6 separate regions of the Mus musculus genome follow, and all the other regions are linked to region 1. Evidence: chromatin loops called from intact Hi-C (ENCODE). Cell type or tissue: heart. All regions are shown on one strand. Region 1 holds the start of Cpeb3 (cytoplasmic polyadenylation element binding protein 3). Region 2 overlaps Cpeb3 (cytoplasmic polyadenylation element binding protein 3). Region 3 overlaps Cpeb3 (cytoplasmic polyadenylation element binding protein 3). Region 4 holds the start of Fgfbp3 (fibroblast growth factor binding protein 3). Region 5 holds the start of Btaf1 (B-TFIID TATA-box binding protein associated factor 1). Region 6 overlaps Cpeb3 (cytoplasmic polyadenylation element binding protein 3).

Region 1 (5,000 bases):
CCCTCCAAAGCTATCCCTTCCGGCGTCAGAGAAGACAGAGGCGTGATTTGTCACTTCTTCCCTTTTTGATCCCTCGGCCGGGATCCACCTGCTTAGAAGTGTCAAGGAGCCTTAGGAATGGTTAACGGTGACCAGCTGCGGAAAGAAACAAACACTCCTGACAACCCACAGCTGAGCAAGCAAGGGCTGTTTATTCAGCAGCGTGTCCCCTTTGGAGGCTGCCCGCAAGCCCTCGAAGGCTGGGCGACAGCACCAGAACCGAGAAGGTTCCTGGACAGGCAAAGTGGTTGCTCGCGTCCCACCCCCCATGCTCTCCTATGTCCCCAACACACACACAGAGGCGCCGGTGCGAACAGTCGGGTTACCCACACGCCCCTCCAGAGCAGCCCCGCACTAAGCCACTTGTCCCTCCCCGAAGATGGGCTCTGACGCGGCCGAGGCTGACCCGAGCGCCCGGCCTCGCGCCGCCGCGGCCCGGCGTACTTGACCCGGCCCAGAAACTGGCCCTCCACGCCGCCACCCCTCACCTGGCTCTGTCCCACCTGAGCGCGAGAGCTGAGGGGACAAGACGCGGAGAAGGGGCGCTGACCTTGTTGCTACTGACAGCGGAGCGCCACATGCTGCCGCTTCCCGGACAGCGGCCCGAAGGACATTTTTTTTTCCCCCTGGAGGAAGGAAACGGGAGGGCGCCGGCCCGGCGGCGGCGGGCACGGCGGCGGGGGTCCCGGCGGGCTGTGCAGCCTCTAGCGGGGACGGTCCGAGGACTACATCTCCCAGGCTGCTCCGAGCCGCCCCTGCGTCGTGACCCCGGCGCGCACGGAGGCGGCGACTCTTACCTCACAGAGGTAGCTCCTCCGCCGGCAGCAGCTCGGCGCCCCGGCGGTCCATGGACCGGAACCCTGGGCGGACCGGCAGGAACCCGGGCCGCGACCGCCGCCTCCCGGCCCCAGGCTCCTCCTCCTCACTCCCCGCCGCCCTCTGCGGTCGCCCGCCGGCCGCGCAGCGCCACCGCGGGCCTCTGGGAGCCACGCCGGGAGGCTGTGTGGCGGGTCCGCGGCCGCCGCGGGACTGAGGCCTACTCCGCCGCCTCTCAGTGCTATTGTCCCGGGGCCTGGCCCTGAGCGGGGCTGCGGGCGAGGGCCGAGCTCGCCGGCTCCGCGGAAGATGCCGGACCAAGCCCTTCAACAGATGCTGGACAGGTAGGAGCAACGTGGGGCCGGGAACTGCCGGCCTTCGTCCTGGGCCTGCCCATGCTGGCCTCGAGGCCCCGAGAGCGGGGATCCTGGCGTCCGCCGAGAGTTCCACGGCCCGGAGGCCGGGAAAAGGGCTCTGAGTTTGGAGGTGGCACTGGGGAGAAGAGCGGGCGAGAGGTCAGGGTCGTAGACTTTGAAACTTAGTTAAAGGAGGGAGGTCTACTTTGGCCGCCAGCCTGTTTGGGTTTTTTTTTTTTGGTTGTTGTTTTGTTTTGTTTTTTGAGGTGAAGAGGCGCTATTGTTAACCCATAGTATTAGTTTCTATTTCTCCCCCTCCTCCCCGGACAATGTAGTAAAGGGGTTGACAGCGACGCCACTGGGAAGTACCCGATTGTCATTCTGGAGACTGGTCCCTTGCACTTTCACAATGCAAGGATAGGCATTCCTTCTTTTAAAGCCTGGGTTTCGTTTCTCTTTCCAACTCCCCCACCACCCTCCCCCAATCCCATCCCTACCCCCAAACCGTAAGGTCAGAATATCCACAAGGGAGCCTTAACGGTCGGTCACACTAGAGTAGAGGTTATGGAAAACAGCCACAAGCATGCAACATTGAACACGTAGCACACTTGACGATCGCTAAGTTCCCAGACACGTTTGGGCTTGTACTGGGACCAGTTGCCCATTCCTGGGGTCTCCAGCCACTAAAACTCTTTGAGAAAGTCTACAGCACTGCCCTCTGCCGTTTAAATTCCAGCCAGTGAGTTTTTGGAAACTAAATTAAATCCACCTTTTCACCAAGGCAGCTGCTTGCTGTTCTGACCAATTGGTCGATCTAATTCATAATGTTTGAGGTTGCTTGCAACTCTAAATAGACTAACTGGCCACCCACTTCAGCAGGTGATGCTCTCAATGCACTTAAGATTCAGCTTTGAAACTTATTAAATGAAGGCCCTCTCTTGATTGAGGTTATAGCCATTAACTACTGGGGCTGGGAGGTGGGCATCAAAGATCCATCAGGGAAGGCAAGAAGTTACACCCTCATATTTTATGACAGGATTTAGCCTAAATCTCTGGTACTTAGCAGCTATTCTGCTACAACTAATGAACTTGTCCGTTTCTCCAGTTGTCTAGAAGTCTGGTCACTTCTCAAGTTTTCCTTTCATTATAATTTATCATACTTGACTAGATGTGTCATACTAAGTATGCCCAGAGAGATTACTGCCTGCCACATCGATTCCAGTTATATGAGACGCAATCCTTGTATTGCGTAGTTAATCATTTGCTCTGATGACATCCCACTTTCACTTTTCCGTGACGACACTTAGAAAAATTCTTCTGTCTAGATGTTGTCTTGGCTTTTCATGTATTCTTCAGAGGTTTTCATAAAAGCCAGTGAGTGCTCATGAAACATTTACAGAAACTTGGGAATTCTGGCTATCCTTTTTAGAATGTACATAACTTAGTCGTTTCCTCTCCCATCACCCTAGCTCACCTCCATCCTCTACCTACCGTTTTCTTCCCAAGTCCTTTCCCATTCCGAGTCCCATCACCCCCTCGTTTCTGTGTGTGTGTGTGCGTGTGTGTGTGTGTGTGTGTGTTCCATTAAATTTAATTAGGATTGTTTGCATAAGCATGGGTCCAGGTTATTTACAAGAGCATGGGCGTGTTATTAGCACAACACTAAATTTACTCCCTCCTCCTCTAGTAGCAGTATCCAAAGTTCAGGGTAGGCCTGGAGTTTTGAGTCCCTCCTCTATCCCTGATGCAATAGTGTGTAGATCTTACACAGATAACCACAGGTACGGTAGGTGTGTAAGCACAAGGCCAGAAGACCAAATGCACAGCGCTCCTCGTCTCACAACTCTTACATTCTTTCTGCCCCCATCCAACTGTTCCTGCCTCTGCCATACTCTGTTTATCCAGTGCCATGCATGCTAGATAAACACTGGTACAACTGAACCACATTCCCATTCCTTACTTTAACACTGATAATGATTCTGGTATATGTAGCCCTACTTGTCTACTTACGCCCTCTACTGGTGTGTCTGAGGTCAGCTACTGTGTACTTATGTATAATACTAAATCTTTGGTCCGAAGCAAGTGGGGCCGACCAGAGCAAGCAGAGATCCTAAAAATTCAATTCCCAACAACCACATGAAGGCTCACAACCATCTGTATAGCTATAGTGTAAGCACATACATTAAATAAATAAATAAATCTTTAAAAAAAAAAGGACCTCTTGAACTTGGAAAGAAATTGTTGTGATGTCCTTTTTCTTCCTATAGCTATCCTTTACCATTAAGAAAACGGAGTCGGCTTTTTAAAAATTGGTTTCCTCAGTTGAAAATTGAATGGTCTGAGAATATGGCTCAGAACATTCTGCCTAGAATGTTTGTAATCCTGGCCTGAAGGGTAGGGGAACTATATATGAAAACACTAGCACTTTGTTTTTCTAAGTTCAAGAGGTCTTAATAAGCAGAAGATACTTGAAACTGTGCCTGTATGCTAGTTTACTAGTCAGGGGAAATTACTAGAAAGATGGAGTCCAAAAAAAAGATAGATAAAAACAAAGTTCAAAAAATAGGTTCTGTAGTGGAAGATAAAAAACAAACCAGAAGAAAAGCTCTACTGGAAATAGATTGGTTGTTTGGCTCTGTAATTTTTACAGGACTTCTTCAATACTGCATGATAGTTCCATCCCATTAGCTAAGAGCTTCATGCAGGAAGGAGACTGGAACCCTAAAGATAAAACTTTTTTTTCTTAATTTACAGAAGTTGCTGGGTGTGCTTTGCCACCGATGAAGATGATAGAACAGCTGAGTGGGTGAGACCATGCAGGTGCAGAGGATCTACTAAGTGGGTTCACCAGGCTTGTCTCCAGCGCTGGGTAGATGAAAAGCAAAGAGGAAACAGCACAGCCAGAGTGGCCTGTCCTCAGTGCAACGCCGAGTACTTAATAGTGTTTCCAAAGCTGGGTAAGGACTAATGGAAGAACAACACAGACATGTTCACTGTTTTATTTCTGTGTGTGTGTGTCCCCGTAGTTAAAAGCTTTTTTTGGGGTGGGGGAAGGAAGAGGTGAAGACCTGAGATAAGGTCTCACTCTGTATCCCTGGAATTCATGACAGTCCTCCTGCCTCATCCTCCTCAATTGCTGCCATTATGAGCAACAACACCCAGCTCGTTGGTTGGTTGATTGGTTGATAGGTTTTTATGTGTATGAGTGTTTTGCCTACATGACTGTATGGGCTGTGTGCATGCCTAGTGCCCAAGGAGACCAGAAAAGGGCATTGGATCCCCTGAAGCTCGAGTGTGATGGTTGTAAGCCACCATGTGAGTGTTGGGAACTCGTTCCAGTTCCCCTGCAAGAGCAGTCAATGCTCTTTACTCTCCAGCTCCTTGGATTTATTTTTAAATGATTTCTTTATCTTTGCTTTTTTGTGAATTTATTTTTTTTCTCTCTAAATGTCAGACACTTATTTTGCTAACAGTTTACAATATCTTTAACAAGTCCCCAGACTTGCCTGTTTGTCAGTACATTAAATATTTTTATTTGAGAAGAAAAGGACTTTATGACACACTATGGATGTAACAAGAGAGGTGACTTAGGGCTGGGGATACAGCTTCATCAGTAAAGTGTTTGCCTGGCAAGCTTGGGAACCCGAGTTTCGTTTTCATAACACGTGTAACCTTAGTGCTAGAGAAGCAGGAACAGGATAATCCCTGGGCTTACTGCCCAGCTAGTCTGTGCTAGCTGATCAGGCCAATGAGAGACCTTGTCTCAAATGAGATAGATGGTCTTTCTGA
Region 2 (5,000 bases), 130 kb before region 1:
GCAAATGCACTTGCTCACCTTCCTGGATTCCTAAACGTGCCACTTGGAGTCAGACTACATTTACTTCCTGGAGCTGAAATACACATTAGTTCCAGCCCATTTTCTGCTTCTTACTACACCAACAACTGCTTCTTGTAGGCTGGCTGTGGGTGAGCAGGGGTGGGAGCGGCTGGAAGTGACAGGAAAGCAAGATGCCTGAGAAGACGCACGCCCGAAATGGAGACTTGGTGGAGCACTTTCTGCAGTCTGGGGCAATGACGTGGAGAGTTAGCATTAAAGCTGTTTATGTAACTACACTTTCTCATCATAAAGAGGGCCTTGTGAAGCCTGCCAGCCTGTCCCTTCAAGTCACTGTCAGTTCTAATAAGCACCTGACCAGGGAAAACTGAGACCAGGTTGGGAGTTTGGGAGGAACTGACCAAACCAGTTGGGTGATTTTATTATTACCAGGTACTACATTTTCATGGAGGGCATATTATTTAACACCTACTGGTCCTAAGACTTATGTTAGTGCTTGTGTGTACTGTCTTATCTAATCTGAAAAACCCAATGAGAGGCACTACCTCAGATGAGTACACTGCCAGGCAGGGGTTAAATTACTCAATGCTAAATGTCAAACAGCTAGTAACTGTTGGCACCTCTTCCCGAGACTCCATGTCTGATATCTGTCCACATATTTGTTGCTTTTCCTTCACCCTCAAACAATTGGCCAGCTGTGTTTTCAGCAGACACATGTCCTCGGGCCTAAGCTCTGACACTAAATTCTTTTCTCCTCTGACTTTAATATCCTCAGATTAGTTCTTGATTTCAGTGACAATGCATTTTCTCTCTGTAACAGTTTCCCCTTCAAGACTCTGGGCACCTACTCTCTTTAGAAGACAACCCAGGTTCACTGTTAGCATCAATAATTTTTACAGTTCCTCGTAGCTATTTCTCCTCCTCCTCTTCTCCCCACCCGTGTGGGCATGAATGGGTGTAAGTATGCATGCCTGTGTGCCTATGTGTTTATATGTATGTGTGTGTGTGTGCACATGTGTATACATTTGTGCAAGACACAGGTCAACTTTGGGTGACCTCTTCCTGGCCTGAAGCTTGATGGCTGGACTAAACAGGCTGCCCAACAAGCCCTAGGGACCCGCTTGTCTTCCCCTTCCCATGCTGGGAGAAGAGGCACACCTGACCTTTGATGTGGTTTCTGTGAACAGGTATCAGGTCCTCACGATTACATGACAAACACTTCAGCGACTGAGTCATTCCTCCAGCCCCATGTTCCCATTTCCAATCCTTTTACTTAATATACTCTTTCTTGGTCATACTTTCAGTCTTGGTCCTACTAAAATCCTACAGTAAGTCCAGACCAAAACTGAAACATCCTCTCTCTTTCACCTGACAAATTTGCATTTCATTTCTGTTTCTGACAGGTGCTATCTTCCAAGCAGAGTCCTCACGAGGAGTACTTACAGCTTCCAAGCAGAGTCCTCACGAGGAGTACTTACAGCTTCCAAGCAGAGTCCTCATGAGGAGTACTTACAGCTTCCAAGCAGAGTCCTCACGAGGAGTACTTACAGCTTCCAAGCAGAGTCCTCATGAGGAGTACTTACAGCTTCCAAGCAGAGTCCTCATGAGGAGTACTTACAGCTTCCAAGCAGAGTCCTCATGAGGAGTACTTACAGCTTCCCGGGATGAAGCACCTGCCCTTTTCTAGCATCTCTGCCCAGGCACAGCATGTACCACTGTGACCTCGTTCGGACACACTGTCTCTATTTCTGTAGCTGCTCAGGCTTTGTCCTGTGGCTTACATGCCCAGAATGCTGTTCTCCTTCCAGTACAGCTCCCTAAATTGTAAATGGTTCACAAAAACCAAGTTCCCAGTTGGACTTTAGTACAATGCTGAGAAGACAGGTGTTTAATACAACAGTCTAAGTGGGAGTGTACTATGGTCTCAAAAGTTAAAATAGAAGCTTCTCCATCTGTCTAAGCAGGACAAGACAAAAAAAAAAATCACCTCATTACAGTCCAGTGCAGTTTCAATGTTTTCACAAGAAAACATTCCCTGGAATGAAAACTGCAAGTATATAAAATATTAAAATATATTCATAATTCACCAGAGTGTTAGAACTGTCAGCCAAGACCTACATTTATGAAAGGAAAATAAAAGAATATTACTCAAAGTATTTATTGTATTATAGAGTGTGAAAGATTAAATACATGCTAAATTCATTAGGCTTCCTGACTAATGTTTACATAACCCAGAAGGTGTAAAAACGTGGAATCTGAGACTAGATTTTATTTTCATTCAAATTATCTACAAGGGGAAAAATAACATTTGCAAACCTGTCTTTCCAAAGTCAGATTTTAGACCAATTGAAGGAAAATGAAATAGATGCCACACTCCAGCCTGCTATAGTCACTCAACGACCTGTTTGTCCCTTTCTTGTCCCTCAAACAGTATTATCTTAGCTGGCTGGTTCAAAGTGGATTGAATCCACGTGGCCTGCCTTCTGCCAGGCTCACAAGTCATGCTGGCATTACATAAACCATCACAACTGCATGGCTGAGTCACAAGGTCAGCAGGCAAGCCAGCCTGCGCAGCACAGGGAACTCCAGCACTGCAGCTGAAAGCCGCTCAGTAGCATAGCTTCTGGTGCTCAGGAGATGGCTCTGTGCTAAAGAGCTGATGTTTTTACATGACCTGGGTTTGATTCTAAGCACCCACACACCAGCTGTCAACTGTCTGGCCTCTTAGGGCACCAGGACATACATGATGCATGGACATACAAGCACAGAAACACATACAGGCAAAATAACTACACACATAAAAAAGAATAAAAATATATGTTTTTTTTTTAAGATGCACAGGCTTTTCTGAAAGTGGAAGGGAGTCTACACCTGAGTCACTGTATTACACTGCCTGCCTGTGTCTACTTCTGTGCACCTGGACCTGTGACCCAGACTGAGAAAGCTTGTACCAGCTACCCAAGTAAGCTGTGGATTACAGCCTCCTCCATTGCTGGCATCTCAGATTCTGCAGGGTTTCAGAAGTACATAGCTATCTCTTGCCCAATATCTGAGGCTGGCTCCTGCCCTTGTGTTTGCCCGGAAGCCTCTGCCAACAATGGCAAAGTACTCTCTCTGGCTAGATTCTCTGTGTGGTCCTATAGGTTCCATTCCTTCCTAAGAGGTTAGATTAGAGCCATATCAGGAGAAGTTGCTTTGTGCAGAAAGGAGAAAAAGTCCAGGGTGGGGAGACATTTTTATAGCTCCAGAGGCAGCAACTTTGGACGAGAGACATTCTCCAGAAGATACTGAGAGGTTATACTGAATATCTACCACTACGTTATTGGGCCAAGTTATCTTCCCAGATGGAATATTCACAGCTCTGTGCTCAAGGAAGTTACGACCAAGCTTTTCCTTTATAGCAGTCATGAAATCCAGGGCTCTACCTTGGGAATAACTTACGTTATAGCCAAGTCTTAAAACATAAACTGGACTAATCAGATGTCCTCTCTGGAACTCAAATAGAAACATGAGGACAATTGAGCTGACTCTCAGCAGAGGACTGCAATGGAGGATTAGCTCCCAGTACACACCGCCGAGCTGCCCTGCCACCCCTACCACAGCCTCCACACCACCTGCTCATATCCAAGCTCCTCTTATACTCTGCTAGTCACTTACAGCCGTGCCCCTGAGCTGAGCCAGCACCTGAGTGTCTGTGCTCGGTCCAGGCAAAGAACTCCATCACAAAGCATCCCACCCAGGTACAGAAGTGATGAGGTAGCAGCAGAGGCAGAAGCCTATAGGTAAGCTATGGACAAAAGACAACTCAGACCTACTACACGCTTAAGACAGCTCTTTGGAAAGACTCCAGCTTATGTGAGAACAACAGAGGACCAGGCTATTTAGCCTAAGCATGCTTTCCCTTCTAAGCAAGAATGAATTTAAAAATTCACTTCCTTTATTTACTAGGTAAAATAACACCAACTATCGATATTCCAGGTTCAAGTCAGTCTAATAAAAACTGCACACTAATAAAAAGACATTTCTCTTCTTCCTATTTCAGCTTTAAATGAAGGTTGGGTAAGGTGGAACTTTCCATTTCTAGGATGTGATGGGCTTTGACTCTCTGAGCAAGGAATGAAACTGTTCATCACCTGCAATGCTGTAGTTCATTCATTTAAAAACTATTCGAGGCAAATGTGCCAGGGGTAGGAGGTGCTCGGTACAGAGCAGTGAGTGAAACAAGAAGAAACACCAGGCTCTTGCATTCTAGTTTGCAAGGCAGACGATAGGTACTTCAAAGAAACGTAGGATGAGGAACGAAAGAACTATGAGGGGAAGCAGAGGGCAGAGGGACAGCTACTTTAGCTATAGACGTTAGGATGACTGTTGTTGTTAAGGTGACATCTAAGCAGAGACCTGAAGGAAGAAAGAGAGCCTATTCAGAAACCTGGGTGAAGAGTTTCTGACAAAAAGAAGTACCAGTGTTCTAAAAGGATTCTTCTGTCCTGTTCAAGACAGTCCGGCTGGTCATAGTAGTGTATATCTGTAATATAAGTCCTCAGAGCCATCAGGACTTCAAGGTCACCCTAAGCTCCCCTATGAGACTCTGCTAAGATGGGCAGTGATGGCAGGAAGCAGCCAAGATTCAGCCAATCAGGCTGGATCAAAAAAAGACTGAATCACTTCAGGTACATGATTCATACCAATGTGGCCCTGGCTTCTGCAGAGGTCCATTATTTGCTGAACAAAGAAGCGAAAAGGTGAGTTCACAGCTGCAATGTGCCGTTTATCCGACTTGGAACTAAAGAGAAAACTTGGTGCAGATGTCCAAATTAGCATAAACTTTACAAAGCGGTTGCTTTGGGAAACCATGTGACATCAAATCCGGAGTCATTAAGATCTTCATCTCTAGTTAAGTAGTTCTAATTTAGCCCAAAGGAAACAACTTGAAAGAAAAGGATACAGACAAGAATACATGAACATAAGTATTATTACTAATG
Region 3 (5,000 bases), 140 kb before region 1:
CATGGAGTTCTGAGCCCTGAGCTCATCTCGTCTCATCTCAGTCCTACAGTTTGTTCTCTAGTGTGGGCATGATGATGTCACCATGCACCTCTCTCCCTTTGCCTTTTTACATATAAAATGGGTTGCACCCTCTCTGACAATGAGTGGCTCCTTCTGCCATAGCCTTCCTAGTTCACGCTTGCTGCCTTCTCACTGAATGCTAGGGGCATCTCTGCAGATTGACTGTTAAAGACAGCTCACTGCTATATTTGGTAGAAAGTTTCTAATCATACAACTCTAAAGGGACTTAAGTAATTTTTGGTTTAACTGTTATTCAGATGATGTATTACATGATCTTCTCTCAGTAAGCCTTCACATCTCCCACACCATGCACACAGCTTTGAAATAAAGCTCAAGGTTAACACAGGTTCCCCACTTCCCCTCGCTATTGTCTCCCCACCTGTACAACATTCAACAATGTCATGACTGCTATCAAAATGTGGCAATGGACCCAGAACCAACAATTACAATGACACTTTTAAAATGTCTCAAATCCTTATTTCTTTTTCTCTATTAACTTTTCTGCCATGACTCAATAATCCCATTCTGTAGTAATTCCCCCTTCTACTTAGATACAAATTCTCCTGGCCAAGTCCCAGTGGGAAGCCCTGTTCTTCCCAGAAGGTATGGCCACAGGGCTGAGCTCTAACTGACCTGTCCTGAACCACATCACTGTGACTGACTGACTGACAGACAGCAGAGAGTTAGTCTGTACAAGTACCTGCTCTCTACTGAGTGCTTCCACATTCATTTTTCTCTCAAAAAACCCAGCAAAGAATGACTTGTTTTTCCTATTTTCTAGTTTAGGAAATGACAGGATGGCTACTCAGTATTGGTTCTAAGTAATGGAGTCAAGACTCAAGCTCACACATCTAACCCAAGTCTTCATAGACACACTTCTGAGAATATACTTAGCTAAACAAGTGAGCCCCAATATCTCTGATGAAAGCGTGCAGTGGCTGCTCTAGGCCCTAGATAGAGCTATAGCCACTTGCCCACTCATTTCACATTGATATTTTTGCTGTTTCCCACCCTGAGGACTGAGCCTTTACACACAAACTCATCCCACTCTGCCCCTGCCAACTTCCCATGGATTCCTACCATTGCCAGTTAACTAGATTCCTTTCTTCTGCTTTGAACACAGTCTCCCCCCGCCCCGCCCCTGGTGAATTTGCTTATTTATTTTATTTTATTTTTAAAATTTTTGAACACAGTCTTGACCCTTCTCTACTCACTACAATAGCTCAGAAGTCACAGGCTCTTAGCCACAAACTCTGGACGAGCACACACTTGTTTACAGTGTCAGCGCCATGCTTTCTGCCCAGCCCTTCTCCTGCCCTGCTGAAACTGTCCATTTAGAGTGTGACCTGCTGGCCCACCCATCAGGTAGCTGTGATACAACCCAGCATAAAGCATATATTCAAGGACATTAAAAAATAAATTCCTCTTGTCCTTGATTTGAAATAATGACAGAAAAGAGCTGTCAGAACCACTAAGAGCATCGTCCACCTCAATTCAGTGTCTAAATAGCAGTTAGCTTACCAAGCTTTAAGTGGATGTCAAGGACCCATTTATTTACCCCTGGTCTCAAAAGTGAAACATGGAATTTGAGTACTTTTTACCTAACTTCTCATCATCAGCAACAATCTTAGCTCTACACAGCAAGGTCAACCCAGGCACTAGGCTCCTAATTACTGCATTTCTATGACCAGGAGAAGCTACATACACACGCTGGGAAAGCAGCAGCTGACTCCGCATCACTTACCGGTTTATCCTTGATGGTTGGGCTGGACACACACAGGTACAGTTTCCCATCCTCCTCCAGGCAGGCATCTATCAGAGCTTGCACTGAGCTCTCCTCCTGGAACAGCAGGAAAGCATAGCCTTGGGGAGAAAGAAACAAAACGGTGGGAGAGATCAGTACTTCACCCTAAAAGCTGTAGTGAGAATATTATCTGTACTCTCAGTGCTCAGGAGGCTGAGACAGGAGGGCTGCCATGTGTGCTAACCTGAGCTACATAAGGAGTTACAGACTAGTCTGGACTACAAATTAGGAAGCCTGTTGTGCCACTGTTAGTAAATTCTTACTAATCCCTGGATGTTCAAGTGGGGCAAAGGGACCTAAGACCCTGCTGTGCTAGGCACTGTACTTGGTGCATACAGACAATTGTCTTGCTTGATTAAATCACATGCTACTCTGACATCTGGGTGCTGCTCTAACATCACTTCGTTTAATTTTCAGAACTACTCAAGAGAGCAAGTTCAGATACCTTTATGGAATTTCCACAAAATAGGTCTCATCATTAAGGTACACTGTGAATGGTGCAAGCTACAAATAGTATCCAGGAAATAAGCATCATTTCCATCCAGTAAGCAACAATCTTGATTAGTGCACAGCAGGGAAAATACTAAAATACTGTACTAAGTGAAAGTAGCCAGACAGAAAACACCATGTCCAGAAGAGGCAAATCACAATAAAACACAGATTAATGGCTACCTATAACTAGAGGAGTTGGTGTGGTGGAATTGATCCTGGTGACTGATGGCTGTACAAGCCTGAGAGCATATGGAAAACTACTGAATAACACACATTGACTTGATGAACTGTACACTATGTGAGTTATACTTCCCAAAGCTGCTGTTTAACCAGCCCAGCGGCCTGGTGTGTATTTGCACATTACCGGTGCTCTTTCCCCAAAGAGTATTCTCCTGAGAGAAGCTACAAACTACAAATGCAGTTTTTTCTCTTAAAGCTTTTAAAGATATATTTCATTACTATTCCTTCTTTGTAAGCTCCATACTAGTATACGATGCTTTAATTGTACCCACCTCCTCTCCTCCTCCAGCACCCCTAGACCCTTCCCAACAAGTCCCCACCCAGCTTATGCCGTTCTCTCCCTCTTTCTTCTTCTTTCTCCTCCTCCTCCTTCCCGCTTCCTTCTTTCCTCCTGCTCCTTCTCTCTTCTCCTTCTCCTCTCTCTCACCCTCTTTTTGAAACAACCTACAGAGTCCAATTAGGTATGCCCACATGTGTACAGGTGCGAGGCCATCTACTGGAACATCGGCAAACTACCAGTGGCACACTCTGAAAGAAAAATTAATTTCCCACAGCCAGTAGCCCCCAACAGCTAATAGCTCCTCAGCTGTTAGCTAAGGTGGGCTGGAATTTTGACTGGCTTAGTCCTATGCAAATAACCAAAGCTGTGGTGAATTCATGAGTGCAATGACCATGTCATATCCCAAAGACAGCAGTCATAGGCCTCTTCTCCATCCTCTGGCTTTTATATTCTTTCGGCCTTGTCTTCCTGGATAGATGTTCTCTGAGCCCTGGGGTGGGATGGGAGAGGATTTTGGTACAGATGTTCCGTCTCCAGGGAATACCGACAACCATTTACTATCTTCACTTTGACTGGCAAACATCAATATTAACTGAAGGATTTCCATGGACATAGTCAGTGGTGGGGGGTTGTTTTGTTTGTGTGTGTGTGTGTGTGTATGATATTTCCTTGTTGAGACAGGGTCTGGCTATACCAGGCTGGCCTAAAACTGGATGTGTAACCCTGACTAGCCTCAAACTTGACATCTTCCTGTTTCAGCTTTAGGAGAGTTGGCCTGACTAGCATGGGCCTTGACACCTTGTTTGCAACATAATTTTAAGCTGACATGGAATAGTTATATAATCTGTGGCACCACGTGATGAGAAGCCGATGCATAAGCACAATGGAGTGATCCGATTCTGAGACTTGGTGCCTCTCTCTTCTTAAACGTTTTTTATTGCATTGTGTTGGGAGATCCAAACACTTCTTTTTCAGTTCCTTTTTTCTTTTTAAAGGAGAATTATCTTTCTGATCATCATGTCTATTGGCCATTGGAATGACAAATAATTATGGATTAGGAGTCAGGATCTGGGTGTAAGTCTTTTACTACCATAACATTTACTAGCTGTGTGATAATGGCGGCTAACAGTTAGTGAGCATTTAGATACACCAAGTACTGATGGACAGGCCTTGTGCTTATGCGCTCATTCGGTCTTCCTGGCCTACAAAGCAGGTACTATTTTTAATTCTTTTTCACAGTTCAGAGAACTGTATGTAGTGATTAAGTGGCTGGTTTGAGGTCATAAGTGATGAAAACATTTACTGTAATAGAAAACATTTGAATCTCATCGGTCTTTTTTCTGTAAAATGAACACATTTGTCCTTTTATCTTACAGCAATATTAACCTGTTGGATAATATATGTACAAAAAAATGGGAATATCACACTATCATACAAGTGTTGACTTTCTGTTATACATTGTTTATTTTATTTTATTTTTATTTTTCTTTAATCTTTTTGTTACAGTCCAGTTGTTATCCCTGTCCTGGTCTGCCCTGACTGTTGCTCATGGATTGGTAAAATTAACAAAGTAAAAATGGCCATCCTACCAAAAGCAATCTATAGATTCAATGCAATCCCCATCAAAATTCCAACACAATTCTACAAAGTCATGGAAAGAGCAATTCTCAAATTCATCTGGAAAAACAAAAAACCCAGAATAGTGAAAACAACTCTTAACAATAAAAGAACTAGCTAGGCGTGGTGGCCCATGCCTTTAATCCCAGCACTCGGGAGGCAGCGGCAGGCGGATTTCTGAGTTCGAGGCCAGCCTGGTCTACAAAGTGAGTTCCAGGACAGCCAGGGCTATACAGAGAAACCCTGTCTCAAAAACAAACAAACAAACAAAAAACCCAAAAACAAAAAAACAAAACAAACAAACAAACCAAAAACCAATAAAAGAACTTCTGGGGGATTCACCATCCCTGACCTCAAGCTGTTCTACAGAGCAATAGTGATAAAAACTGCATGGTACTGGTACAGAGACAGACAGGTTGATCAATGGAATAGAACTGAAGACACAGAAATAAAACCACACAGCTAGAATCACTTGATATTTGACAAAGGAGCCAAAAATATACAATG
Region 4 (5,000 bases), 290 kb before region 1:
ATGGTGGGGCATGCCTTTAACCCCAGCCACTTGGAAGCTGAGTCAGGAAGATTGCAGCATTCATGTCATGGCCTGCCCGGGTTGCAGAGCACAAGCATCTCACCTAAAACTTAAAACAAGTTTAGGAACTCCACAGGTCACCTCAGTTGGCATAGGAGCCTCCAGTCAAGGCAGAAGGCCTGAGTTCAGTCCCCAGGACCCATATGGTAGAGGGAGATAACTAACTCTGGAGGCAAGGTATACTCTGACTTTTGTGTGTGCATACATGCATGTAAACACATATAAGAACACACACACACACACACACACACCCCACACACAGATGATGGGGTGCTCAAATAAAGGTATATATACTTAGTAGACTAGGTAGGGGCCAAAGAGTACAATTCCCAGCATCCACGTGGCAGATCTCAGACCCATTTCTAAAGGATGGGATGTTCTCTTGTCTGTCCCACAGGATCCTCCATGCCCGGGGTACATAACCTCACACACACCCACAAAATAAAAATAAACAAATGAAAGAAATAGCAGAATTTCCATCATTTTACAACTCTTTAAATCCAATCAGTTTTTTTTTTTGTTTTTAATTAAAGACAGTTGTTACAACATATTTAAAAAACACACACATTTTAAATTTAATCACAGAAGAGATGAAGGGCCAAATGACCCAGATACGTGTTTACATTTTAGCTGATTTTAAAAAGAGTAATCAAAATTTAAAGGCTTGGAGTTTTTGTTTGTATTTGGAGATCTAGAGAGCACTGAACTTCTAAAATTCACTTCTGATTTTAGGTAGTTAATGAACTTTTCTGGACAGTAGGCTCAAAATTCAGTTAAAAAGTAGCAAAGGGACTGAAAAGCAATTGTCCTGATAATCCAGTCGTAGATTTATTATTTACCTATAAGGTTTTAATCTACATAGAAAGTGTGATGCCAGTCACACCCAGAGTTCATAACAATCCAGAAAGGGGGGTGGGTGGGTATTCATTTTCTCAAGTTGAAAACCAAGAAGATCTTGAAATATTCAACATGGTTCAGGTTCTTACTCACAGTTACATTTAATGAAAATGTGTTGATATACATTGTATCCCACTTCCTAGGAAAGATTCTCACCTCTTTAGTCACTTCATTCTTGCTAGTCTCAGCTTCTCTCCCTAGTCTACAATTTTCCCATACTTGATATAAATCTATTTGTTTCCACTTTTTCTTCTGCTCTTAAATCAGAGCTGAGATGCTTTAAAAAATAAAAATAAACATAAAATAAAAAACAAAAGCCCTCTCCAGCTGCTTCAGATTCTTCTTACCCTGACCCCTGACCCATTTTGGAATCCCGACTAGCCGACTAGCTTATTCTCCATCCCGGTTCCCTGTCCAAGGACATCTCCCGCCTCGGCTGCGCTACCCTCTGCTTCTCAGCACCTACCCCTAGTGCCCCTTGCCAGCCCGCAGCCTCAGCCATTCCAGAAGTTGACAAAGAAGTTGCAAAGGGAATGCCACTTCTCGGTGCAGTAGGTCTCAGTGAGCTCGGCATTCTGGTCCAGCCCATTGGGTTGGAATCCGGCCGCCGCAGGAGGCTCCGGAACTGGGTCTGAGCCCGCTTTCCTCCCGCCCGAGTTGGACTTCACTAGCAAGGGCTTCTTTTCCGGCTGGGAGCTTGGGGACCGCACCGACTGTCGCGACCGAGCCGGGCTCCGCGCCCTGGACCGGGGCGGCTCGCTGGGACGCGCGGGTAGGCTGGGGTGAGCGGGCGAGTGCAGGTCTGAGCCAGCCGTCTTGCGGGCGCACAGGCGTGGCGGCAGCGGCGCGGGGTCCAGGCAGGGCCGTGGTCTCCTGCGCAGCGCGCCCAGCAGCCGTCTCCAGTAGTGCGCGCGCCGGGCGCCGGTGGCCGCGCAGCGCTCCGGATGCCCGCGGTAGGCGCAATGCAGACTCGCCCCGCCCGGGGTCTGGCAGCGCAAGGCCAGCTCTCCGCCAGTCGGCGTCCCCGGGGCGGGTACCAAGAGCTGCCAGCTGCACGCGTGCTGCTCTGGACTCACGAAGCGACCGGAGGAGCCGACCGTGGGTCGGGAGGCCCGGGTCACTTCCCTGCCTGCTGCCCCCTTGTCCCTCCCGGCAGCCGAGAGGAGGCAGCCTCCCAGCAGCAACAGCAGCGTCAGCGGGGAGAGCGACGCCCGCGGCCTCGGAGGACTCATGCCCGCGTTGGCCATGCCACTCTGGGATTCCTGGGACCTCAGCGCAGGCAACAGGAGGCAAGGAGCATCCTAGGATCTGCGAATGAAGGCTACGGATGAGTCCCGCTCAGCCCTCTCCCTGGACACAGGAACCTGCCAACTCTCCTGACCGGACTTTCCCGAAACCAGTGTTCTCAGTTAGCAGGGAGAAGCCCCTTTAAAGAGCTGTCTGTCCTAAGGGAACAACTTAATGTTTAAGGAATCGTTTTTTAACATTCACTAAAATAGAAAAATGAAGTTTAATGATCACGCAACCACACACCCTCCACCCGTCACCAAACTGTCTACAAAATTATTTCAGATTAATCGGATACATGTACTTTTAGCTTACCGAATTCTAGAAGAGGTGGAAGGGCCCTATTGGAGTAGAGCGAATGACTGCATAAGGGATTAGTCTGTTTTAAACGGCTGTGAATGAACCTGTTATCAATGGGACAGAAGGGGCCTCCCCCTTCATGCCCCTCCCAGACTTCTCTCAGTAGGTTTCGGCCACTGCTAACACACACAGAAGATACACCCGCGTGCAGAAGCACGCGGAAGTGATAGAAGCAGCCATGTGACATGAAATATAAAATGCTGTATTTTGCTCTCACCGCTGAAAATAAGACAAATGTTAACAAAACTTTCTTTCCTTTTGAAACTTGTACATATTTATCTGGTCTATATATAGTTAAGAAAGATGAAATGAAACAATAATATTCAGAACCAGATGCTATTTGCAGGTTTTTTTTTGTTTTGTTTTGGTTTTTTTCGTTTTGCATTGCATGTATTTCTTCTGTGTGTGTGTACCCCAGAGATCCAACTCAGTTTGTAGGGCCCGGTGGGGTGACAAGTGCCTTTGCCTACTGAGTCATCTCAAAGGCCCCACTATTTTCAGTCTTTCTATTTATCATGTCACTCAGTTCTGTATTTTCATCAGTACATCCAAGTAGGGACATTTTGGTTTTTAACTATTTGGGATATGATAGATTAGTTCTAAATATTTTTTCAGAACTCAAAGGTCCTAAAAGGAATGATTTGCTTTGTGGTAGAAAAGTAATACAAATTCAAGTGGTGTAATGTTTAAGTAGTAATCTGTTCTTTGTATGCCTCTGTAGGAGGATAGAATTTGGGTTGGGTTAATTTTGCTGTTGTTTGTTTGTTTGTTTTTGGTTTTTCGAGACAGGGTTTCTTTGTGTAGCCCTGGCTGTCCTGGAACTCACTTTGTAGATCAGGCTGGCCTCGAACTCAGAAATCCGCCTGCCTCTGCCTCCCGAGTGCTGGGATTAAAAGCAAGCGCCACCACCGCCACCCACCTGCAAATTTTTTTTGTTTTGTTTTTTTTTTAAGGTTTATTTATTATTATATATAAGTACACTGTAGCTGTCTTCAGATGTGCCAGAAGAGGGCATCAGGTCTCATTATGGGTGGTTGTGAGCCACCATGTGGTTGCTGGGATTTGAACTCAGAACCATCAGAAGAGAGTTCTTACTCGCTGAGCCATCTCGCCAGCCCAAGGTTTATATATATATATATATAACATTTATAAAATAAAAAGAGAATTTTACATTTGTTTATTGTTTACTTGGTGTGTGTGCTCAAATGCTACAGTATACGTGAGGAAGTCAGAAGACAAGTTTCAGGAGTCTACTATCTCCTCCCACCTTGCAAGTCTCAAGAATTGAAGGATTCAACTCAGGTGGTTAGGTTTAGCAGCAAGTCTCTAATTTGCTGAGCCATCTTAGAAGACTCCCTTTTTAAAAACAGGGTCTCTTGGATCTTGAGTTTATTGTGTATCTGACTGTGACCTTGTATTTTAAGCAAAGTTATTTTTAAGCTTTGGGATTTTATATTCATCTCACTTTTAGCTCCATAGTATGTGGTCTTTTTTTACTTTAAGAGTATATTGCCGGGGCTGGTGAGATGGCTCAGTGGGTAAGAGCACCCGACTGCTCTTCCGAAGGTCCAGAGTTCAAATCCCAGCAACCACATGGTGGCTCACAACCATCTGTAACGAGATATGATGCCCTCTTCTGGTGTGTCTGAAGACAGCTACAGTGTACTTACATATAATAAATAAATCTTTAAAAAAAAAAAAAAAAAAAAGAGTATATTGCCAAGAGGCTGGGGAGACCCATGTGAGGGCAGAGAGGAATGGCTTCACAAGGTTGTCCTGTGATCTCTGATCAGTGCATACAAGCCCCTCCATTATACACAAGTAATAATAAAGTGGTTTTGATTTGTTTTGTTACAGCTTTTATTTCTCTAGGGAACAGGAATGTTGCTCACTGGTAGAGGACTTGCTTAGTGTGTTCAAGGCCTTTCACCTCTCAGCACTTAATTTCCTTATCTAATTTTGGTATTAATTATACCATTTTGTTTTGTTTTTTTCATGTTTGAGACAGGGTTCTCTGGGTAATAGCCCTTGCTGTCCTGGAACTTGATTTGTAGACGAGGCTGGCCTCGAACTCACAGAGATATATCTGTCTCTGCCTCCAGAGTGCTGAGATTAAAGATATGCACCACATTGCCTGGCTATACCAGTTAAATTTTTAATAAAAACATATTGGTACCTATGACATTAAGGAACACTAATGATAAAAAAACAGGAACTCTTAACGAAAGTTTCATAATACATTTCACAGATGTATTTAAATTTCTCAGAAAGCCAGGCGGTGGTGGTGCACGCCTTTAATCTCAGTACTTAGGAGGCAGAGGCAGGTGGATTTCTGAGTTCGAGGCCAGCCTGGTCTACAAAGTGAGTTCCAGGACAGCCAAGGCTACACAGAGAAA
Region 5 (5,000 bases), 280 kb before region 1:
CCTTAGTCTTAACCCCTCCAACCACCATCACAGATCCCAAAGCACAATCTCTGGTAATCTGTCAAGCACTTGAGCCTGGCCAAGGTCCTGGCTTTGTAAGGGGGCAGCTCCCTCGCATTGAGAGGTCTTATAGGCAGGGACCATTGGTTCCAAGAACTTCAAGAGGTGGCTCTGGCTCAGGGACTGAGTGGAGCTGGTATCAAATCAGGGGAGTAAGGCAGAGTGTGTTTCTACAGCCACTATAAACTGGGGATATACATGGATCCTCAAGAAATGTATAGGTCTAGTAGTCAGTGCCATGCTTCTCAAAGTCAGCATGCCATAGAATTATAAATGTATTTCATTATAGAACACTGACCTAGAAGCTGGTGGGATCTGGTATCATAAGTGCTATAATGCACTAGATTTCTTTTCAATTCCATTATGTGTAACTTCAGACAACCATACTGTCAAAAATTGTGAACTAGTGTTATTTTCCCCACTCCACAGTTGAGGAATTAAGATACAGAAATTAAGTAACTCGTTCAAGGCTATGCTGTTAACAAAAGGAGTCATCAGAAATGGAGGTTTAGCTCAGAGTCGCACTGTGCCTAGCATGAGCCAGTCCCTGGACTCATCGGCTTAATGAGTAGGGTTGAGTGCTTATTCGGCAGTCATTTGGTTCAGTGCTGTGTGTTCCCATCTAGTCCCTACCAACTCCATCAGCACCATTATTTTCTTCACTTCCCAGATGTAGAAATGAAACTTAGTGATATTATAAAAGTTCTTTGGACACATAGTTGTTATGTGTTATGAGAAAGGACTTAAAAATGAGCCAGTTCAGCCAGGGTGGTGGTGGTGGTGGTGGCACACCACACTTTTAAATCCAGCACACACGAGGCAGAGGCAGGAGGTCAGGGCCAGGTTGGTCTACAGAGGGAGTGCCAGGACAGGCAGGGCTACACAGAGTAATTCTGTCTTTAAAAAACAAAAACCAAACCAACACAAAATGAAATCAAAGTCAGTAGTTAAGAGCACATGACTGGTCCAGAGTGCCTGAGTTCAATTCTCTCAGGAAGCTCCAACCACCTGTAACTTCAGCTCCAGGAATTTTAGATAGTCTCTGGCCCCCTGGCCTCTGTAGGCAGAAGCTACACACATACACATTTTTTAAAAATCTATTGCCTTTGGGGAAAAAAACCAAGTTGATAACAATAGGCCTTTCCTCTCTTCAAAGCTTTAGACTATATATATATGTATATATATATATATGTGTGTGTGTGTGTGTATACATACATATATATGTGTGTGTGTATATATGTGTATATATATATATATATATATACATATATATAGTTTTATTTATATGAGTACACTGTCCCTCTCCTCAGACACACCAGAAGAGAGCATCAGATCCCATTACAAATGGTTGTGAGCCACCATGTAGTTGCTGGGAATTGAACTCAGGACCTCTGGAAGAACAGCCAGCATTCTTAACTGTTGAGCCATCTCTCCAGCCCTGGACCTATATTTTTTGATACTAGGGAAAACATATAGAAAATGTAAACTAGATCATTTCTCTTGCTCAAAACACTCTTCTATACTTCGTATAGAACCCAAATCCTGGGCTTCTAGCCCCACCGTGGAAAAACATCACACTACTTTATAGCTTTGCCTTGTAATGTAAGGGGTAATGTTAGTCACCTGTGCAATACTTTAGCAAGTACTTAGTTCATCTTTTCCTATACAGATCTATTTTACAGTTCACCAAGTTCTTGTGAACTTTCCTGGGTTCATGACATCCCTCCCCACCTTCCACAACCTTTTACAGTGCTTCTCATCATACAGATGACAAGCAGACTCAAAGCCTGAGACATAACTTCTAAATAGGTAACAAGAAGCTAGTGGGCATGTTTTATAAGGAAGGGCGACAGGACAGGTGCTTTTGATGATTAATCTGTCAGTGGCCTATAAACTGGGCTTGCCGAAACTAGAGAAATACTAGTTTGACTACTGGCATTAAAAACAAATTCTAAGGCTATGGTAGTTTACAGAGGAGTGTTTGGCAGTGGAGGGACGGAAGGAGGAAAAGACGGGAAGAAGGGTGATAGGCCTAGGCAAAATCATTAGCAGTCCCTTCACCATTTATGCAGAACTTAATGGTAAATAATAGTAAACACACACTTGAGCCTCCTCCCACCCTCTTCCTCGCGGAACCACACTGCAAATTCTTGGCCCGGAGATTGCTTTGTAGCCCAGACTGACCCCCAATTTCACAATCTGCTGCCTCAGCCTCCCAGGTGCTAGGATTATAGGCCTGCACCACCCTAGCCAGCCCTCGGCAGTGTTTCCTTCTTGACTTCATCCCGCCCACAGCATCGCGACCTGGGCCGGAGTCTCCTTTCTCCAGTTTGTTCCTGTTTGGAAGCCGCCTAGCTGGGTAGTAGGGTCAGGATGGAGAGAGCACTTAGAGACCGAGGTTTGGAACTTTCGGAACTTTAGCTAGGTGATCTTTATCGCTCTCTGGAAGATCAAGACCTCTTTCCGTTTCTCCCATTAATCTTAAAGACTGGGAGCCGGGCTCCCGATCCACGCTGCCAACCCGCTCCCACTGCCGCGGGGCGCTGCTACATTCCGCTCGCCGGCAGGGAGTGGGGATGGGGGGGGGGGGAAAACGTGCCGGTGACGTCACTTCCGGCGTGCAGACGCTAAGTCCGGCGTGCCGGCGTCTGCGTCAGCAGAGAGCGGGGCTGGGGGCACCCGGTTTGAAGTGGTGCGGGTCAGAGCGGCGCCGCCTCCGCCCGTGTGTGGGACCCTGGTCGCTGCGGAGACGAGCTCCGGTGGCCGGCACATGCCGGAAGGCCCGTGCGGGCCGCTCCACGCCGCGCCGCCTGCCGCCCTGCGCCCGGCGGCCTGGGCCTGCGCCGCTCTGCTCGGGAAACGAACGCCGGAGCGGCGCGGCGTGTAGCTCCCTGAGAGTTCCGAACCGCCGGCGCCGGCCATGGCGGTCTCCAGGTGGGTGTCGCCGCCCGTCAGCTAACGGGGAGCGCGCGCGGGCGGGCGGGCGAGGCTGTCGGTCGGCTCCCGGCGCGACGGTGCGGGGCGTGAGCGCTGCTTCTCGTTCGCTCGCCCAGACTTCCGAGGCTTCCCTCGGCTGGCAGGCGCTTTGGGCTCGGGTTACCCGGAGAAGTCGGCTCACGAAGCGCTTTTTCTCCTGGTTAAATGTGACTCGGCGCGTTCGATCTGGCTTTTTTTTTTTTTTCTTTTTTCCTTTTTTCTTTTTTCTTCACCACGTTGCTCCTCTTTGGTTTCTCTTCCCTCTTTGAATTTCTAGGCGAGTTTCTTTTCTTTTTCTTTCGTAGTATCAAAGTCTGTTCCCAAACCACCATTTCACGGCAAAACTTGGTAGTAACTGTCGATGGAGGCGGGGGTTGAAACACTGTTATCTAAGAGACCATCTGGTTATGCTAAATTTTAAAAAAAATTTACAGCGTAACGGGTATAGTCTTGCTCACTTTTTTCTTGAGGTCTAATTCCTCCTTTTTGTTAAGCAGTAAGTATTCTGTCAATCAGCGTGTGGTCTTAAGCAGATGACTATTTTAGCATCTTTCCCCAAGCGTTATCACAGATCTTAAATTATTGTAAAATTTTGCCCACGTGGAAGAGTCTGGGAAAATTATGGAAAGACGTATAAACATTTAACTTGTGTAGCTTCTGATGATAGAATGAGTTGAAAACTTGGAAATGATTTTGGTGTCCCGCTGACGTTTAAGTCGTCGGGATGGTCTCTCCGTGTTTAGTCATTAAGAGTTACCAAAGTCCTTTAGGGATGATGAGATAATGAGAATTGAGTCCTTTCACCAAATGGACTGAGGGAGATAAATGACGAAAATAAACAGCTTTCACTAATTTTTCGAAATTAGTTGAACACATTCCTTTATGCACACTCTTATAAGGAAGGAGTAACCCAAGTCACACACTCCCTAGGTAACTGATGAAATAGTGTGTGGGAGAATCCCATGGGAGCTGAGTGAAGGGAGTTGCTAGGTACTGGTAGTAGGGACAGCTAATTTTTATTTCATAAGCAGACTTAGTGGGAGAAAGACTCTTATTTCAGCACCTATGAAACTGCTTTAAGAGAATACAAGTGGCATTTATTTCTGCAAGTACAGATAGATTTATCTTATAATTTATCTTCCATGTAAATGCATAAATATATACACCAGAAATATGTTGGTACATGAGCATGAGATTTAAAGTCTCTTTTCTGTCTTCTCTTTCTTCTTTGAGACAAGGGGCTCATGTAGCCCAGGCTAGCCTCGAACTCAGAAGGAGCTTTGGTTCTGGGATTAGAGATGTGGTGTTACCTGGCCTTCTCAGGGTTTTTTAATTTAAGGGAATTAGTACTTCCTTTCGTGAAGTAGGTTTATATTTGTACAATGTTGGAAAGCGTTATAGAGGCAAAATGATAGTGCTTTAAAAAAATTGATCTTTTTCGCTTAGCACTAATCTATAGATCCAACTTTTGAAAGAAAGAGTGGGCTTTAAAGGCTTTTGGTCCTCATGATCTGCTTTCAAAGAGAACTGCTGTTTGTTGTTCCTGTTTTTTTTTTTTTTTTTTTAAAACTCACTGCCATAATTAAAGCCAGCCACATTTTATAGAAGCTTCTTCCATGCTTAGTTTAGTAATCTAAATGTAAGCGAAGGCTTTGGATGCCTTGCTTGGGAGGAGGTATTGGACTTTTAAAAATATTTGTGGATTCAGTTTGAAAAACAAACTTTGTAGTTTCAGGTCTGATGTCATGCACTAAGCATAAGTCTGTGCTGAGTAAGCTCCATTTTTCTCTCGTTGCTATTGTGGAAGTGGGGATTCCTTTAAGTACTTTTATGTAAAATAGGCAGAATGTAGTTTGAGAAATGGAGATCGTGTGCCAGAATCAAATAAATACTTTTGCTCTGTTTATGTCAATGCCCATAACTGTAGAGAAACCTTATATTTTTAAGACCCCTTAACCTCACCC
Region 6 (5,000 bases), 160 kb before region 1:
ACACCAGAGAGGGAAGCAAGAGTAATGTAGCTGTGGGAAGCATACAGTTCTCATGAACTCCATTTTGTGGTGACTATACTTCTGAAGTTGAATCTGAACCCATCATGGTTCCCTGGATCGGCTCCTGATTCTTTAGAGATAAGAAAAAACCTTTAGTTCACCAGAAAGGAAGTCTTGCTGATTCTCCCCACTCCCATCTGCCTTGGGGTTCTGTTCCTCGTGTTTAGTTGCTGTTCAAAGCCAGCCTGAAGGGCAGTGTCTAAGACTGGAACACCGAGAACCAAGTAGGGCGGCAGAGGAATGAGGATCCCCGTGACCCGGAAGTCCACTTTTTCTCTTTGGAGATAACACATAAAACGGGCAGGAACAAGGCATGAAGCCCCTCAGGACGACAAGGCAATCCTGGCTTCTGGAAGGAAGGAGCATGAACATTCTGGGCTTCCCATAATCTTTATGCTAGTTCACGAGGGGTCAAGAGGAGGCATGTTCAGACCTTTACTCTGTCAGATGAACCCCAAAACATTTTTAGATGGATGGCATTGAAGCACTCAGTCAGAAAGGGAACTTTAATTTCACTAAATCAAACTGGTGCCAAATTGCTCCTTTAACTAGCCGCCCTCCCAGATCTTCCCTGGATAAAACAGTTTTCATCAGCACAGAAAGCCTGGAGCTGAAGCACAGAAACAAGAAAGACTTGACACGCTACTTGAATAATGGCTCCTACTTTCTAAAATGCCAAGTCTACTGCTTATAGCCTCTCAAGGTCATCATAAATGTGAATGGTGAATGAGCCGGCTCCAAGCACACAGCTGAGAACACAGTGACACCTGACTGCTTCGTTTTGTTTCCTCCCTGCTTGTAAATCTTTGCTTTGAATTAAGCTGGCTTCCTCTCTGCTCTATAAACATCAGTTCATCCTAGCCTAACTTTGGCTTTCTGCTGGCTCAGTCTGTAGTGGATATGACAATGTCTGACAGGATCTGTAGACAAAAGGTTTGTTTGGGAAGAAGAGGTGGAACACATACCAGCATTACAAAGTCCTTGGCTTTACAAGCACTTCAAACCTGGAGTTTATTTGGTCACTTCAGACTGAACTTGGGACTGGATGAGAAACGTCTACTGCTGAGAAACTTGATATTCAGCACTTTTGGTCATCTACCACCTCACAGAACAGAAAGGGATATGGTGACAAGTCAGAATGCGATGCCATCCCCAGCTCAGGTGAACTGCCAGAACATTTGTGCAGAATGTCTGCACCACATGAACGTGAGACACATTGAGATGTAGACTCTCTCCAGCATTTATCTGGACATAGAAGCCATCATACGGCATTGGGGGTAGGGAGAAGAAAACTTCAAGATCTGCCATGGACTATTAGCAGGGTGAAAAAGAAAGGAAAGGGGAGAATGGTCAGAGCAATAGTCAACGAAGAACAAAGAAGCCATAATAGAGACGCCGTAATAGAGACACCATAAAAGGCTCTTGGAGCTCAAGGCAGCAGCCTCTCCAGACGCCGCCGCTCTGCAAGGCCAAGTCTGATCAATGCTGGAAGAAGTCATCAAGTGAAGAGCATGGTTTGAAAGAAGAGATTCCAAAGCTTAGTTACTTTAGTGGTCCCCAAATCAGACACCTAAATCAAGAAGACGGAATGAAAGAAGCGCACATGCGAATGAAGTCGAGAGCATTGGGGAGCGAGATGGTTCAGTCTCCTCCACTTGGTCCCTTCACAACCCTCAGCCTGACACTGACTTACTGTCTGAGTGAAGAGGTGTGCAGGCGTGTGTGTACTGGAGATGAGATGTCCTAATGCCGTAGGGCTTTTCCTGAATGGGCATTCAGGAAAAGATGTTACTCCTATCACATGGCCAAAGGTCAGCATATGGTTGTCTCTGTAGCCAGCAGAAAAGCAAACTGCTTAGTTCTTTTGTAGACTCTAAAGAATATGCAAACTTTAGCCACATGGGGGCAGGATGGATCTACCTACAGCTTTCTTCCCCCTCAAGGTGAAAGGCATCCAGATCTAAGAAACACCAGATTTGGAGCAGTCACTCTTAGCTTGCTGCTGTTACTCATAGGAGTAATAGAAAGGGGGCAAGAGATGAGAGTGATGTGCACTGACCTCTACCTACAACTGATGGATGAGAAATCTCATCCAGATATGCTCTTCATTGGGTTTCTCCATGCTCAGGTTAGTTTCGATAGGCCTGTGACTTCCCTTACCAACCTGACCTGGGTATGACGGTTCACACCTGGCAGGAGGATTATGAGTTTGGTGACACACAGTCACCAGAGTAAGAACTGTCTCAAAATAAATAAATAAATTAAAAAATAAATAAAATTTTAAAAAGATAAAAAGATTTTGTCAAAGAGTAGGAATATTTAATTAGATGGATACCCTCAGCCCATTCAGGACAGTACTTGCTTCTTAGAGGACTTTCTATTAGGATGGATACAGGCTAACTTTAGGAAACCGATCAGTGATCACAGTCCCTATCTCACAATGTCAAAAGTAAAGCAAACAAGAACCTCAAAGGAGCTAAAGGAATAGTGTAGGTGGGGCATTCCAATCACTCTGACGTGTTAAAGGACAGGTTTCGGCCAAGGATAAAGTGAAATTTATCCCAACAGCCAAAGCCTGACCTACTGAGTGAGGCCCAGGGAAGGACTTTAGAATACTTTGTAAAGAAAGCACTCATCGCCTGGAGAGTGGCTTGGGGTTAGGAGCACTGACTGCTTGTGCAGAGGACCCGGGTCTGCTTTCCCAGCATCCATGTCACATGACTGAAGCACCTGTGCCTCCAGCTCGGCCCTCGGCCCCCACAGGCACCCGTGAGCATGTGCTGCTCAAAAACTCTGGCAGGCACAATAAACAAATAAACAAACAACAAACCTTTTAAAAAGTCCAATATTTCAAGACCAAATTTCAAAATCTTAAAGAATATATATGACTCAGTCTTCGACTGTCAATATGTCTCTTGTGTTCTGCTCTGAAAACTTTGGTTTCCTATATAAAATTTCCTGTTTAACACAACAGTGAGATACTCACTCAGTTCAGGATGGCACACCCTGGCTTATCTATTAAACAGTGGGCTTCCTATCCACCTAGCTACCAGCTGCCCTCTAGAAGTACTGTCAAGTGTGCTGAGGGACACTTCCAGAAGACCGAGTGACTAGATCTCTGTTATATAGCCACCAAAACAAACCAATTAAGACAAAAATAGCTAACTTAAAAAAGAAAAGAAATCCAAGAAAAAAGAAAAGAAATTCAATCCTAATTATAGGTATATTCTCTAGGCAAAGAACACAAATCTTATTTCTGATTAGATACCTGGATATAATTCTTTTTAAAATACTTCCCCCGCCCTGCACTCCGAGAAGGCTTGTTTGAGCTTACTATGCAGCTAAGGATAATACTGAGCTCTTGCTCCTCCTGCCTTCTTCCAAACACAGGGATTGCAGAGATGTCATTCTTGCCTGATCCTAGAGCTTGCAGCATCCTGCTGATATTTAACACTGGGTACAATGTAGCTTATAAGCTGCGCTTCTAGTGACTTAAAGACAAGGCCTGACTAGTTAAAAGCTAGTGGTACTTTTTATGATTGTGGGGCATTGTTTTTAGACAGCTTCACTGAGACAAGTTGGCCTGGAACTCTGGAGGCCCACCGTCTTCTGATTAGGGTTCCAGGTGTGTGTCTCCATGTCCAGTTTCAGGACTTTTAAAGATTCTCATGTAGAAAGAGTGCAGGGGTCAAACCTTAAAACAACTTCCACTGCATTGTAGTCACTGCAGTGTACAGCAGTGACTGTCCAACTGTAAAATCCATGTGCAGTGAAAGATATCAGTGAGGGTTCCTGTCCTTCTCCAGCCTCGCACAGCGACAGTCACAAGGGATGCGAGTGCTTCTTGGCACCCACCTGTTCACGTCACCTCTTTGTGCAAACACCCATCTAACTCAGATCAAAAGGCTGCGTCATGTTTCAGCCTCCTTGTTCCCAGTGAGGTGGCCCTTCCTAGATTTTACCAAGTGGTGTTGGCTAAGGAAGAGGGCTCTCACTGCTTTGCTTTCTTTCTTTTGGAATAGTTTTTCATTAGAAGAAAAAGCAGACCCCAAAATCTCTGACTTTTAGAAATAATGTAAAATTACCATAATCAAAATATTTTAAAAGTTCCTCAGAATAGAATTATGATTGTATCCCATTCGGTTTAGCCCAAAACTCAAACTCTCCCTGCTTCAATCTCTCAGTGCTAGAGTTACAAGTGTGAGCATCAAATTTAGGAAGATACCTTTATAGAGTTGTAAAGTTTTGTTTGTTTTTAATGTGTAGACTGGAGTTAGAATTCAAATAATGTTGAGAATTCTTCAGCGTTTTCTGTGTAGCTCAGGCTGGCTTTGTATTCACTCAGTAAGTGGTAGCTCAGGCAAGAGTCAGGTTTAAAAAGCATCTTGTGTCAGACTCCAGAGTGCGTGGCTGACAGGCATGTGTCACTGCTCATGACTTGTCTCCAGGTTTAAACAGTGAAGCATCGGTTCAATACCCCCTCAAGTCTCTAGTTCATTAGGACTCAGCTTGCCCTCAGCAGCACAACTGTTTTATCCTTGGAAACAAAACAGCAGCAGCAGCAGAGGTTGGGCCAGGTGGTACAGGCCTGCAATCTCAGCCACTTGAAAGTTTGGGGAAGGAGGATTCCAAGGCCTGCCTGGTCTACACAGTGAGTCCAGGCCAGCCTGGCAACTCTGTGAGGCTGTCAGAATAAATGCGGAAGGTGGGCTGAGGATATGAACACTTGTCTAGTTGTGTCAAGTCATGGGTTCAATCCCCAGTACTACACCAAACACCCACCACAAAACAAGAGCTTCTCCAAAATCATGATTAAAAAATTATCATTCATTTCTGGAACTCATAAGAACTAGTCAGATCCCACCTGGCTGGGAAGGCTTAGAGGCAGAAGTTGATTCCCAGGCACAGTCCCCAGCCACAGCTTGGCTTCTGATTGCCTA

Evidence for each region. A loop is a pair of places that touch in the nucleus more often than their neighbours do. Peaks named below come from ENCODE experiments on the same cell type or tissue, not always from the same donor. Only the 100,000 strongest peaks of a DNase experiment are listed, where the experiment ranks them.
Region 2: a loop joins it to region 1, with 2.1 times the contacts of the local background. A loop is called at or near these places in 4 of 42 quality-filtered maps.
Region 3: a loop joins it to region 1, with 2.0 times the contacts of the local background. A loop is called at or near these places in 14 of 42 quality-filtered maps.
Region 4: it touches region 1 in a loop (2.9-fold over the local background); 2 of 42 quality-filtered maps call a loop at or near these places.
Region 5: it touches region 1 in a loop (2.5-fold over the local background); 2 of 42 quality-filtered maps call a loop at or near these places.
Region 6: a loop joins it to region 1, with 4 times the contacts of the local background. A loop is called at or near these places in 19 of 42 quality-filtered maps.

What each region holds. Positions count from the first base shown.
Region 1 is chr19:37,206,706-37,211,705 of GRCm38, forward strand. It overlaps Cpeb3 (cytoplasmic polyadenylation element binding protein 3), which reads right to left and starts at 766. Exons shown (of 11, transcript NM_001290827.1): 1 at 590-766. It overlaps Marchf5 (membrane associated ring-CH-type finger 5), which reads left to right and starts at 840. Exons shown (of 6, transcript NM_027314.3): 1 at 840-1,199; 2 at 3,966-4,168. The coding sequence starts at 1,165. In heart, CTCF peaks have their summits at 891, 1,936 (motif pointing left) and 3,238 (motif pointing left); DNase peaks (open chromatin) are centred at 56, 526, 866 and 1,736; H3K4me3 peaks cover 3,029 bases; H3K27ac peaks cover 2,251 bases.
Region 2 is chr19:37,075,707-37,080,706 of GRCm38, forward strand. All of the region lies in intron 7 of Cpeb3 (cytoplasmic polyadenylation element binding protein 3), which reads right to left. Among named protein-coding and RNA genes, the nearest start is that of A330032B11Rik, 96 kb to the right of the region's middle. In heart, no CTCF peak of the experiment used is centred here; DNase peaks (open chromatin) are centred at 1,725, 2,595 and 3,095.
Region 3 is chr19:37,066,369-37,071,368 of GRCm38, forward strand. It overlaps Cpeb3 (cytoplasmic polyadenylation element binding protein 3), which reads right to left. Exons shown (of 11, transcript NM_001290827.1): 8 at 1,805-1,923. Among named protein-coding and RNA genes, the nearest start is that of A330032B11Rik, 100 kb to the right of the region's middle. In heart, a CTCF peak has its summit at 3,112; no DNase peak of the experiment used is centred here.
Region 4 is chr19:36,917,013-36,922,012 of GRCm38, forward strand. It overlaps Fgfbp3 (fibroblast growth factor binding protein 3), which reads right to left and starts at 2,587. Exons shown (of 2, transcript NM_028263.1): 1 at 2,560-2,587; 2 at 538-2,265. The coding sequence starts at 2,204. The coding sequence ends at 1,452. In heart, a CTCF peak has its summit at 2,139; a DNase peak (open chromatin) is centred at 1,989; H3K4me3 peaks cover 2,102 bases; H3K27ac peaks cover 1,824 bases.
Region 5 is chr19:36,923,408-36,928,407 of GRCm38, forward strand. It overlaps Btaf1 (B-TFIID TATA-box binding protein associated factor 1), which reads left to right and starts at 2,672. Exons shown (of 38, transcript NM_001080706.1): 1 at 2,672-2,994. The coding sequence starts at 2,981. In heart, a CTCF peak has its summit at 2,561; a DNase peak (open chromatin) is centred at 2,694; H3K4me3 peaks cover 2,798 bases; H3K27ac peaks cover 1,759 bases.
Region 6 is chr19:37,048,919-37,053,918 of GRCm38, forward strand. The region is part of intron 9 of Cpeb3 (cytoplasmic polyadenylation element binding protein 3); the gene reads right to left. Among named protein-coding and RNA genes, the nearest start is that of A330032B11Rik, 120 kb to the right of the region's middle. In heart, a CTCF peak has its summit at 1,963 (motif pointing right); no DNase peak of the experiment used is centred here.